Linked DNA regions of Homo sapiens: region 2 is linked to region 1. A link is a loop called in an ENCODE intact Hi-C map of the cell type or tissue named here. Cell type or tissue: GM12878. All regions are shown on one strand. Links, peaks and the distances in the headings refer to the core of each region. The heading gives the core; the rest is flanking DNA. Region 1 overlaps RPS6KA2 (ribosomal protein S6 kinase A2). Region 2 has its middle 130 kb from the start of RPS6KA2.

What was found. A loop is a pair of places that touch in the nucleus more often than their neighbours do. Peaks named below come from ENCODE experiments on the same cell type or tissue, not always from the same donor. Only the 100,000 strongest peaks of a DNase experiment are listed, where the experiment ranks them.
Region 2: it touches region 1 in a loop (2.9-fold over the local background); 2 of 110 quality-filtered maps call a loop at or near these places.

The regions. Positions count from the first base shown.
Region 1 is chr6:166,452,637-166,459,369 of GRCh38, reverse strand. All of the region lies in intron 12 of RPS6KA2 (ribosomal protein S6 kinase A2), which reads left to right. Among named protein-coding and RNA genes, the nearest start is that of RPS6KA2-IT1, 9.4 kb to the left of the region's middle. In GM12878, for the core only: a CTCF peak has its summit at 2,838 (motif pointing left); a DNase peak (open chromatin) is centred at 2,809.
Region 2 is chr6:166,749,303-166,756,035 of GRCh38, reverse strand. It overlaps a transcript of RPS6KA2 not described here. Among named protein-coding and RNA genes, the nearest start is that of RPS6KA2, 130 kb to the right of the region's middle. In GM12878, for the core only: no CTCF peak of the experiment used is centred there; a DNase peak (open chromatin) is centred at 3,745.

The sequences.
Region 1 (6,733 bases), core at 1,561-4,060:
TCCCATGCCTCAGAATTCTTTTCATGGAAAATAACTGTCCATTCTGTTTGGGTTTTTTGTTGTTGTTTTCTCTGCTCAGTGATAAAGGTTTAAGTGATAGCCCCAGTTCTCTGTTGTTCCCTATATAACCTCCACCTTGGAAATGATGAAGGTATCCTTATTCCAAGACACCGGTCCAGTTACTTCCTGTGTCAGAGAGACACACAGCAAGAGCAAGAAAAGAAACTGGAGGCAATTAAAATCCCTCTTTCAATTAAAGTGCATTTACGGAGAGGGAAGGCTGTCAGTTATGTCTATAGATTTATGAGCTATAGATATTATTCATGCAAAAAACAGAAACCCATTTGAAAAGTAGTATCGGCTACTAAATAGCACAGCAATTGGATGCATAGATTTGGTCTCCTGGTGTGTCTGAAATTACTCTTGGGGTCTAGCAAATTTCATCAGAACTGGTCAGCTCCCTTTAAAAGTTATCTTTTTGGGATATTAATGAATTAAAGTCTGCTTTTTTATATATGGTAATTATCCTGGTCTGATAGGGCTATCATAACAAAATACTACAGACTGTGTGGTTTAAACAACAGTCATTTATTTTCTCACAGTCTGGAGGCTGGAAGTCCAAGTTCAAGGTACTGACAGGGTTGGTTCCTGGTGAGAGCTCTCGCCTTGACTTGCAGACAGCTGTGTTCTTGCTGTGTCCCCACGTGGCCTTTCTTCTGTGTGTGCAAAGACAGCAAGATGGAGCTCTGGTGTCTCTCTGTCTTCTTATAAGGACACTAGTCCTCTTGGATTAGGGCCCCACACTTTTATCCTCACTTAACTTCAGTTATTCTCTTAAAGGCCTGTATTAGTCTGTTTTCACACTGCTGATAAAGACATACCTGAGACTGGGCAATTTTTCAAAAGAAAGAAGTTTAGTGAATTTACAGTTCCACATGGCTGAGGAAGCCTCACAATCGTGGCAGAAGGCAAGTAGAAGCAAGCCCCATCTTACGTGGATGGCAACAAAGAGAGAGCTTGTGCAGGGAAACTCCCCTTTTTAAAACTCTCAGATCTCATGAGACTCATTGACCATCATGAGAACAGCACAGGAAAGACCCACCCCCATAATTCAGTCATCTCCCACCAGGTCCCTCCTACAACACATGGGAATTATGAGGGCTCCAAGATGAGATTTGGGTAGGGACACAGAGCCTGAGATTTGGGTGGGGACACAAAGCTGAACCATATCAAGGCCCTGTCTCCAAATACAGTTACACTTGGGGGTAGGGCCTTAACATTTGAATTTGGGAAGGACATAATTCAGTCCACAACACTAACAGTATGCTGGTTATGTACAAAACCATCCACAAGCTCCTTCTGTAGACATAAGTGGGACAAGTCCAGGGAGCTGGTGGTTGGCCAGGCTGCATCTTGGATCTACGGGGATTCACTGTATTTTTTCTCGCTGCTTTTGAATCTGAAATTTTCTTATTTTTTAAAAGATAATCGGGAAACAAATATATGGTCAACCACAAAATGTCAGGTAGATGAAGTTAGAGAATCCACTTTGTTCCTCCAGATTCAGCTGTTGGTGAAATCCCTGTTTCCCATATACCCAGATGAACACATTGAGGAGGGTGTGAGCGTGTGCAGATAGGGAGGGTTGCGGGGCTTTTAGCGGGACTTTTGATGGGCCTAGGCCAGCTCCTGACCCAGGCCACATTGGTACCAAGAACAGGAAGAAAGCTGATTCCGGGCACTGTAAACCAGGGAGTCATGCCACCGGCTGCTCAGTTACTTCTTTTGGGTCATCCTGCAGTCCCCAGGTAGAATTAAAACTATCATTATAGCTTTGGTTCATCACTGATTCATGATGTAATGAGGCTGCCTTGGAGAACACTTCTGGGTCTGCTCTCTCCGGTAAGTGACTGTGGGATTTTCACCTCACCCCATTCTCAGCTTCCTTAGAAAGTATTTGTGTGTTGGGGTTGGTCCTTCCCATTGACAAACTTAACCCAATTCACAGAACAGGATTACTTTTCAGTTTCTGAGTTTGAAAAGATGGGGCAGGATTTGGGGATTCCCTCCTGCCCCTGCCCACAGGTCACCCAAGCAAGTCATGATATTTCTCCACCTATTGTTGGCCTGAATGTAAAAGGAGCTCAGAGGCAATTAGGTCTGACCACGAGATCGTTGTCCCTAAGTCCACAAGGACCATAAGGTCCCTAACAGAACGTGCACACATCCTCGTGAGGTGCCAACATGTGGGGCTGTGTGTTTAAAATGTGGAAAGAAAGTCTATGTTTGTGCTGCTTGGTAAGAAAATGTTAATACAGTCAACTCTAATATTCATATGGACATGCCTTTTATCTTATCTGTGAAGAATTTAAACCCCAACCTAGTTGGCCAGTGGAACCGGAAGCTTTTTTTGAGCTTCTAGAGAATTCCATTGTATTTTAATAATAGCCTAAGGAAAACATAATTAGACACAATGCACTCCAGTGCTATTCAGAATTGCCTTTTTTATTCCTTAGTGTTTCCAGTTCTCCAATCAGTTTCAGTTAATTTATCACACCACTGTTTGCCTTTGAGGTAGGTAGTAATTGAAGTGCTAAAGACACATTAAACTCATTCTGATTTGTACAGGAGAGTAGGATTTTCTAAGCATGTGAGCTGAGCACATGGCTGGGTGAATGAGCAGCTGTAGAAATGTGACTCTGAAGCAATGGATAAGCTACAAATCCTCTATGTTAGATCCTGGACTCACAGTGGGAATTTCTTACAGTTAGGCTTTCAGTCTTTTCTGAAACTTCAGCCAGCGCTCAAGCTGGTTTCTATTCCCTGATCACACCTTGGCTGCCCCCTAGAGCATGCTGCTTAGCCCGAGATGCCAATCTAAGATTTTAAACCGATCAGGCAGACTCCACAAATCAGGAAATACCCACAGGACCATGAGAGGTTGTTTGTAATTACTGTAGTTCTACATCTCCTTTTATCTGACTCACAATTTTGCTCTTCTTAAATACTGTGCTGAAAATCGGCATCCCTCAGGTGATTATAAAGTGCTTTAAATTCTATTTAGGCCACCTGTCATTTCCTTACTAGCTAGCCACACCGACCAAATGTCAGCCTCTTAACTTTTGGTGAAGATCCACTTGGCCTTCGGTAAATTGCTGTTACTTTTACCCTTTCCGCAGGCTCTCCTTGGTCTGTGTGAGGAGAGGCATGGGTTCTCTGGCCACGGAAGGTTGTGGCTGTGTCTTCCGTGCCTCTTGGTTGGTTAGAAGACATTGCTTATTGGAATTACAGATTTTCCATTCACCAATGAAACTGTGTCTGTCAAGTTAACATGGCCTGTGCCCCCACCCCCGCACACACTCCTCCACAGGCTGTAAATTGGACTCCCAATCCTTGCTCAGCACTTCACACTCGTGTGGCTCTGCGGATTCCCCAGAATAAGCTCAAGCTCTGAGTCTAAATCCCTAAGGGAAGACATCAAAGTGCCTCCAGGTTTGAAGATTTCTTAAACCATGATGTAGCCATGTGTGTTTCATTTTTCCGGGGGAGAATCTGCGGCCCGTGGTAGCTCAGGGGATCTTTGGGAGGAGGCAGACCTCAAAGCCAGACTTTGTGCAGAGAGCAAACCGGGTGTAGCAGGAGCGCCTCCTCCTCGAGCGGCTCCGTGTGCCGCGAAGCAGAGCCGCTCAGAAAGCCCCGAGCTTCTCTGCCGGGTCGCGCTGCAGAATTTCAGTTTCTAAAAACCACTCAGGGTACCTTCGGTTTTTTAACGACGCTTCGCTAGTCTGGAGCGTTGGAAGTTTATTTCCAAACACAGCCGACTCTGGTCACATTAGTCCAGGGGTCGCGTGGGCATCTACCTGGGGTGACTGTGAAGGCCCCTTTTTTGGCCCCTTTGAGGGCCGACACCTGGCTCTAGCTGCCTCTTGGTTCAGGACACTGAAGATGAGCCCGGGTCCATGACGCTTCCTACCCCAGGAAGAGCACCAGTGGGACGCTGCGTCGTCCATCTGCCCACGGCCTGGCCCCCGCTTGCACCAGAGGCCCACGCGGCGTGGGGCCCGGCTCCTGGGCTTCGGAGCGGCTGCCCTCATAACCGTTGTCCCCAAAATATGATGCTAAGAAACAAAACACGTGTTCTCTGCAGCTGCCTCCCACCCCCACACACCTGCCGCACCGTGTGGAGATAAAACTGAGAACTAGGTGCACTTTCTTCCTTTCAAAGTACAGCACCTAAACAGACGAGGGGGGGAAGAAGTGCTGAGAGACAAAGGCCTGCGGGTAGAGAATTCTCGAATATACAAATATGCACACAACTATACATACAGGGAGTCTTAAAAGATATATAAATAAGAATGTTTAAATTTGTACATATGTGTGTTTTCAGGAAAAATTACGTATTATATTTTCATATATTATAAATTTACATATTATATAATGTATTATAGTATTCTATTTTAGTGTAATATATATTCTATTTTAATATATTAATCTATTATCCTATTCTGTTTTTAAATATATTAAAATATATTTAATTTTTTAAGTAATGTCTGGGTTCTTCATATTGTTCAACAGCTTTTTGCTTTTTTGATTTGACAAACGATTAGGAAGCCACGTCTCTGTCAGTCCATGCAACTGTGGCTCCTTCTGATGGCCCTGGTCTCGCTGGCAGGACTCACACTGCAATCATTACAAAGCATCCTGATACAGATGGGCCACTGTTGACCATGACCATGATTGTCTTAGTGAGGAGTATTTAGTGTCTCCTTTTTCTTTTCTGTAACACATATCACTGAAACAGACTTTTTCTACATTTATGTCTAAGTACTTTGGGATTTTTTCGTTTGCTTGTTTTTTTGTTTTGTTTTGTTTGAGACAGAGTCTCGCTCTGTCACCCAGGCTAGAGTGCAGTGGTGCGATCTTGGCTCACTGCAACCTCCACCTCCCAGGTTCAAGCGATTCTCCTGCCTCAGCCTCCTGAGTAGCTGGGATTACAGGCGTGCGCCACCCCGCCTGGCTAATTTTTGTATTTTTAATAGAGACAGGGCTTCACCATGTTGGTTAGGCTGGTCGTGAACTCCTGACCTCGTGATCTGCCCACCTCAGCCTCCCAAAGTGCTGAGATTACAGGTGTGATCCACCGCGCCCAGCCTGTTTTATTTTTTATTTCTGTAAATTTCAGAGGTACAGATGTAGTTTTGTTCATGGGTAGAGTACATAGTGGTGAGGGCTGGTCTTTTAGTGTAACCATCACCTGAGGAGTGTTCATTTTACCCATTAAGTAATTTCTCATCCCTCACCTTCTCCCACCCTTCCACGTCTCCATTCTCTATCCCACCACACTCGACATCCACATGCAGACATTATTTAGCAATTTAGCACCCACTTATGAGTGAGAACATGCGATGTTTGACTTTCCACGTGTGAGTTGTTTCACTTAAAATAATGGCCTTCTTTTCCATCCATGTTGCTGCAAAAGACATGATTTCATTCTTTTTTATGACTAAATAGTATTCCATTGCGTATATGTACCACATTTTGTTTACCCAATCACCTGTTGATGGACACTTAGGTTGATTCCATGACTTTGCAATTGTGAATAGTGCTGCAGTAAGCTTCCAAGTGCGGGTATCTTTTTGAGACAACGATTTCTTTTCCTTTGGGCAATGCCCAGCAGTGGGATTGCTGCATCGAATATAGTTCCATTTAGTTCTTTGAGAAATTTCCGTACTGTTTTTCATGGAGGTTGTACTAATTTACATTCCCACCACCTTTCTCCACATCCTCACCAACATCTGTTATTTTTTTGACTTTTTAGTAATAGCCATTCTGACTGATGTAAGGTGATATCTCATTGTGGTTTTCATTTGTATTTATCTGATGATTAGCGATCTTGAGCATTTTTTATATGCTGTTTGGCCATCTGTATGTCTTCTTTTGAAAAATGTCTACTTATGTCCTCTGGTCAATTTTTAATGGGGTTATTTGTTTTGTTGTTGTTGTTGAGTTGTTCGAGTTCCTTGTAAATTCTAGATATTACTCCCCTGTCAGTTGCATAGTTTGCAAATATGTTCTCCCATTCTGCAGGTTGTCTGTTCATTCTGTTGATGATTTCTTATGCTGGTCTTAAAGCCTTTTTGTGTGTGTGTGTGTGTGTGTGTGTGTGTGTGTGATGGAGTCTCACTCTGTCGCCCAGGCTGGAGTGCAGTGACGCCATCTTGGCTCACTGCAACCTCCGCCTCCCGGGTTCATGCAATTCTCCTGCCTCAGCCTCCCAAGCAGCTGGGATTACAGGCGTACACCACCACACCTGGCTAATTTTTTTTGTATTTTTAGTAGAGACAGGGTTTCACTATGTTGGCCAGACTGGTCTCGAACTCCTGACCTAGTGATCCACCTGCCTCAGCCTCCCAAAGTGCTGGGATTACAGGTGTGAGCCACTGCACCCAGCCCTTAAAAGACTTTCGAAGTCTTTCGCTAGACCCATGTCCTAAAGAGTTTTCTCTAGGATTTATTCTAGTATTTTCATTGTTTCAGGTCTTTCATCACTTAAGTCTTTAATCTCTTAGTTGATTTTTGTATATGGTGAGACATAGGGGTCCAGTTTCATTCTTTTGCTTATGACGAACTAATTTTCCCGGTATCATTTATTGAAAAGAGTGTCTTTTCCCCACAAAGTTTTTGTTGACTTTGCATGTGGCTTTATTTCTGGGTTTTCTATTCTGTTCCGTTA
Region 2 (6,733 bases), core at 2,264-4,763, 300 kb before region 1:
GGAATATTTATATTTTATTTTGAAATTACTCCTGAAATAATATTATTTTAAATAATTATATAATGTGAATGAAAGTTGTTTACTTCAACTTTTGGAATTAAGAAAACTGAGCATAAAGAAAACAAGTGGCTTATCCACACGTGACAAGCACAGACAGGTCTCTAAGTGTGAATTCCAGCTCCTTACCCAGCTCAGCCCTGAGTCCGTTACATCTTGACATCAGCTTCTCATGCAGTTGTTTGCTCTGATTTAAATAAAGTCACATCAGTGGGGGTATTTCCTTACCGACACCCCGTCTTACGTCCGAAAGATGTCAGTAAACTTACCTATATTCCATACAAGGCTAAGCTAATCCATAAGTGCGTTTGTTTAGGTGAAGGAAAGGAGGAGGTAGGAAGCTGGGCCGGAGCGCAGCAGCCATGGTGCGTGTCGAAAGGACCCCCAGCCCTGCGGAAGGTGGGCCTGGGTGTGATTCTGAGATTGCTGGATTCTCAAGGAGTGGAGCGCAGCAGGGCAGACTGGAAACATAAAAACAAAACAAGCAAAATAAATAAATAAATAAATAAACCCCAGTTGTGTAGGTAAACACATCTCTTTCTGTTCCGAGCCCTGTAAGAAACATCTCCTGCTGGTTCTCCTGGAGAGTTCACCGTATAAAGGAGTGAACACCCTGAACAGAATGCATCTAGGAGGCCCAATGCATCTCTTCATAAGGTTTTTGCCATGCCCGGGGTTGTAGGCTGGGGCGGTAAGGCTAAAACGGAAAGCAGAGAAAGCACTCCTACTGGGAATCCACACTGCAGAGACCAGCAAGCTGCCCTTGGAAGATCTGCCTTTACCCCAGGGGCCATCTGAGGCCACCTAGAAGTATGCGTGGATGCAAACCTCCAAGCCACCCTTCACGGCTTTGGCTGAGGAATCATACATTTGTTGGAATTCAGTGGCCCTGGGTCTGGGCTCCTTGACAAGCACAGGATTATAGATTTTCTGTGTTCCAGGTTACGAGGAGGGGCTCGTGGAATCTGGAAGCTGGAAGGGGTCATTGAAATCACAGAGCCCAACCCCTTCATTGCACACATGAGGAGGCTGAGGCCGAGAGTTGAGATTCCTGACCCAAGTTCACCCTGTGACGAGTGAGCGACAGGGCAGGGCCTGAACCCGCCGCCCTGGGCACCCATCTCAGAGCCCTTCCCTGAGACCACAATGGTCAAACATGGCATTGGGAGGGTGCAGCACACCAGCCTGAGGACTGGGAAAGGGACCTCTACCTGTCTACACTAACCAGGCCTTGTCATTTTCCGCATCTGATGCTTTGACATTGGTGGGGAGCAGGGGGAGGCTTGCTGGCCCTGGAGAGGCTGCTCCCCCAGGGTTTCTAATTCCCAGACACAGCAGGCAACTCACCCAGGAGTGCACTTTTCAAATGCAAACCAGAGCCCACCCCCACCACCTCCTTTATGGACTCTCACGCTCTGGGCCACATCCTCCTGCCCTAATCCTCCCAGGGCCCAGTACCAGCCAGCGAGGGCAACCCCCTGTGCAGCAGGGCCCACGGGAACTGCCCTTACCAACCAGTCCCATGCAGGCTCACCCTGGCTCACCTGTTCCTTCCCTGGAAGCCACGTGAAAGGCCCCTGCCCACACGTTCCTGCACCCCTCTGCCTCCAGACAGGCTCAGTGCATCCCTGAGTGGTCCCCAGGGCTTGGCCCCCTCTCTTGGGATCTGTGAGTAACAAACTCTCTTTTCGCTGACAGTTGTCTCCTGACCTGTTGCCCTGCCACACCTGAATAATAATAGAGCCTAAGTTTTAAAACACTGTCAGTTGTTTTTAAAACTGGTAGCTTTTGTGTATTCAAGATTCTTCCAACATACATGATGTGGGAAATGCAAAAATAGGTGAGAATTGTGCCTGAGAAACCGTTCCAGGCACTGAGGCGGTCCTAGGCAGTCATCACTGCATGCACCTCGGGCCTCAGGGAGACTGAGGTCTTGTGTGGCTGGGGCTCGGGGCTGGATTCTCACGGGAAGACGGACGGCACAGGAGAGCATTACAGATCAAGTTCAAGCATGGCCAAAGGCACTTTCCAGAATTTGGGTTCCTCATCATGCTTGTGTTGGGTTAGTACGTTTCTGACAGTCGTCTCTCTTGAAATTTCGGGAAAGTGGGCATCTTCTTGTAGAGGATCCCAGAGCTCTTGATCTGTTTTCTTCATTATTAACCGTGATAGCTCATGGGCAACGCAGCTCAGTGTATTTTCCCAGTTTCATGGTTGCTAATGACTGTTTAACAACCACAATAAGTGTGGTAATAAGGGCTTTATTATAATAACACCACACATTAACACAATCTAAATAACAGTCAAGATGTGTTTGTAGGGAGGTGACAAACTTTCATAATAACAACAGTTAACTTTATGTCCCTGTGGATGAATTTTTAAACTGCTGTGTGATTTTATTATCAAACACATCCGAGTTGCTGTGTGTGTTTGTTTTTGCAATATGATGTCATAGTATTAATAGATAGCTGTGGAAGAACATGTAGAAAGGTCAACACAGTGATTTTTATATAAATATAGGACATTTTGTGTTCATAAGACAAGAAAAAAATTCCAACAGCATTACACATGTTTTAAAGTATATTATTGATTCTTTACAGAGGTTAATTTTCTGAAGTTATAACTAAAATTTTATTTTTAAGGAGTTTAGTGAAGAATGGACAGAGAAAGTCAGTTGAGTGCTGCTGTATAAGCAGAGGTGGCGTCTCCTTGTTCAGCCTGAGGGGGACTGTTCTTCCCTTGCGTAGATTCTTCTTTACTGGGTGCTCCGGTTATACCAGCTGGGGACTGGGGTGAAACCATGAACAAGATAGATGGAGCCCTACATCTGGCTTAAGTCTGGCAGGACAGCCAGCCCCTTTGCTCTAGGTAAACCACACACTTCCTACAGAAACAGGGTCACCAGCAAAGAGGAGTTTGTTTTTAATGCCCCATAAAGGGAGTGGTATCTTGTTTCTGCCCTCTGCAGTGACTAAACCCACAGAATAAATTGCTTATAGTCGGTAGGAATGGGCCCTGCGTTTCACAGCAAATAAATCCAGGTGCAGAGTTAGGGGACAAAAATATTTACCTACTCAGCAGAGTATACAAGGCTTAACACAGTGGTTAGGGAGTGGGCCACCATTACCCCAAGAGTATCCATCTACTTGATGCAGATTTTACCAAGAAACCAGCAACAACAAGCACAAAACTATGGGGAGAGTCAGGGGGAGAGGCTAACAACCACATAAAATGGTGTGGGGACCGCAGGTGGGAGAACCAGGTTGTGATCCGTGCTTTTCCTTGGGAGAAATCAATTAACTCTGTTAGTCTCAGTCTTTCTTTCTTTTAAAATACAAGGGTTTGAGTAAATGATCTCTAACACCAAGAATCATCCTTTTCTATAATAACCTTAATCATCATTATGGGTCTATCATCTCTGAATTAAATTAAATATTTAATAACCCATTAATGTTCTTAGCTAATGTCAGCTTTTGAAGTGACTGTATTCCTATATTTTTACTAATTATAAAATAAGATTTTGAAAAATCTCTCTCTGCCTTTCTGTCTCTTAAGGTTTCTCTTTCCATTCATTCTAAATTGCCTCTCTAGACTTCAGTGTGTCCGCTCGCTGTTGAATGTGAAGCTGAGGTTGGTAAAGGATGTGTACTCTGGTCTTGCTCTGCGGTGACTGTGGACGCGCTTCACAGCCCTACGTTTCAGAGGCTGTTCACTCTGTGTGATGTCTTCATCATACTCACAGAGGACCTGGGTTGTGGCTATACCGCCCATTGGCTAGGCCGGCCCATCTGGAAGATCACAGGTTATTAATGACTAAAATAGTTAGAAACGATGTCTTTATTTAAAATAATAAGCATTGATTTTATCTAATTTCTAACAAATGCACATGAGACATTGAATACCCAGGTACAAATGGACCTGGTGTCGCCTTTGAGGTCTCAGGTACTCCTTGGCTGGCCTGTGCTGGCCCCTTTGTCTTCTGGGGCCCCTTTCTCCAAGGAGTCTGGCTTCTGTGCTCCACGGAGTCTGGCCTCTGTGCTCCATGGAGTCTGGCCTCTGTGTTCCACAGCGTCTGGCTTCTGTGCTCCACGGAGTCTGGCCTCTGTGCTCCATGCTGTCCTTGGTCCACAGGGCCTGACCTTGAATCGTCATGAAGACATGTTCTGCTCATTCTGTAGATTTCCTAGAGTCTGTGCCACTGTTTGGCTTTGCATAGAATCCCCAAATCGGCTGACTATTGGACTTCACTAGGATGCGAATGGTGCAAAGTTTGATCCAACTGGCTGTGGTGGAAAATGGAAACTTGTGGGGCTTCGAGCAGAAAATTTGGGAATACCTTGATTCCAAGCTCAGACACTTAGACCCCTCTTTCCACGGCTCCAGTGGCGGCCCAGCCGTTCCAGACACCTAGGCCAGCAGAGAAGCCAAGCCTCAAGCCCCTGTCGCCATCTGTTATCTGCCTTGGGCTGGCCGGCCTGCACCTCCTCCACGCCCTGCGGTGCAGCTTTGCCTCCCCTGAGGGGTTACAGGCTCTGCTCAGCTGCCTCCTGCTGCAGAGCAGACCACAGCCCAGCTGGCTGACTCAGGGCCAACTCAGGGGAAGCCCTCCTGTGACTGTGCGTTTGACGGGACCCTGGCAGCTGCCGTCCCTGGAACTCATCTGAATTCCTGTGTAATCTCTGCCCCTTCCTGAACGCACCTGGCCAGAGGGCGCTGGTCTTGCCTCCACCTTGGGAAGAACAAGCAGGCGGCTTGGAAGCAGGCTTTTTGAGGTTTCAGGGAGGAGCACGGGGCTGGCAAAACTTCCGGCTGACTTGGGGAAGTAATGCTGTAAGATCTTACTGCTCCGCTATTTCACCGCTGAACCTGGAGGCCTGCCGTCACCTGCAGCTCGGGGGCACTGCGTGAGGGTTATAAACTTTGTGAGGTGCTGAGTTAGGGGATGCAGAGGCCAGCTTCGGTCACAAAAGCACACTTCACACTTTCTAGAGTGTCAGCAGCCTCACCTCTGTTTAGGCAAATAGAATTTGTCCCCTCAGAGAGTTGTGCTTTTCCTCCTGAATATGATCACAGTCTACGCAGCAAGAGGGATGTCTTAGCCCTTGGCCAGTTTCTAAATGATTCCAAGGAGCAGAGCTTGGATTTACAGAATTTCCCATTTCCATTGCTTTAGACCAATTCTCAGCTAGAGTTCCTGACCTCCTCAGTATGATCCTTGTCACTCTTCTCTTTCTGGTGCATGAGGGCTGGAGACTTCCGTGGCAATGTCCCAGACCAATGACACCCATCTGTGCTGCGTGCCTGGCATGTTCTAGGCACAAGGGATGCTCAAGGAGCTCGGGCTCGGGTGGCACCTGCGGTCCTCAGCCACAGTAGAAGGGAAGACAGCACAGATGCAGAAACCCCCGTTGTGACAGAGTCAGAAGAGGCACGGAGGGCAGTTCCTGGGCCAGCAAGCGCAGAGCCTGGGCATGTAGGAAGCAGCCAGGGATGTCTGGGGATTGACAAGTACAGGCCCCGGAAAGGCGTGTGTCTGAGGAGGAGGAGGGTCAAGAGGGGCTGAGGGAGACTGTGTGGGAGGAGTGTGTCACAGATGTGCGTGCACTGCGTGGGGTGACTCGGGGCCTCCAAGGCTGGTGAGAACTCAGGGAATCCCAGGGACCTCTAGGGTTGGGGTGGGGCCCTGGGCTGGTGAGCACCCCCCCAGGGGAGAAGCTGAGGACACAGGAGGGGAGCACGCCCGATGTCTCTGCAGCACTGCAGGGCACGCTAATCCTGTATGGCTCACAGAACTAACAAAACCTAGGCGGATGGAACCGCCCTTCACAGTAGCACAGAGTGGGGCTCCAGGAAGCCAACTTCTCTCCGGCATGGGCACCTCAGGGGCACTTGGTGCGGCCCCTGCCTTCTCCCAGGAAGGCCCCCTCCTCCCTGCCCCTCCCCGCTGACTCAAGCCGGGCTGGACTCAGAAGGGACATGCCAGCTCTGCTTCCGATGCTGACTGTGTGGCCACCTCCACCGCCCTCTCTGTTTTCCTCACTCAGTATCCCCCTTCCCCTTGCCCAGCCTCCTGCCTTAGTCTGTGTGGTGGAAAGGGGGAAGGAAGCTTTGGGAGGAGGAGGAGGAGGAGAGGCCAGGCTCCCGCTGCAGCTCCCAGCCAGGCAGTGCAGACATTAAGGAGGATGGAGATGGGGACCTGAGGAAATGGGGGCCTGAGGAGATGGGGGCCTGAGGAAGAGGGGCCCAAGGGGATGGGGGGCCTGAGGAGGTGGGGGCCTGAGGAAATGGGGGACCGAGGAGATGGGGGCCTGAGGAGGTGGGGGCTCAAGGGGATGGGGGCCTGAGGAGGTGGGGGTCTGAGGAAATGGGGGCCCGAGGAGATGGGGGCCTGAGGAGGTGGGGGCCTGAGGAAATGGGGGCCCGAGGAGATGGGGGCCTGAGGAAATGGGGGCCCGAGAAGATGGGGGCCTGAGGAAATGGGGGCCCGAGAAGATGGGGGCCCGAGAAGATGGGGGCCTGAGGAGGTGGGGGCCTGAGGAGATGGGGGCCTGAGGAGGTGGGGGCCTGAGGAGGTGGGGGCCTGAGGAAATGGGGGCCCGAGAAGATGGGGGCCTGAGGAAATGGGGGCCCGAGAAGATGGGGGCCCGAGAAGATGGGGGCCTGAGGAGATGGGGGC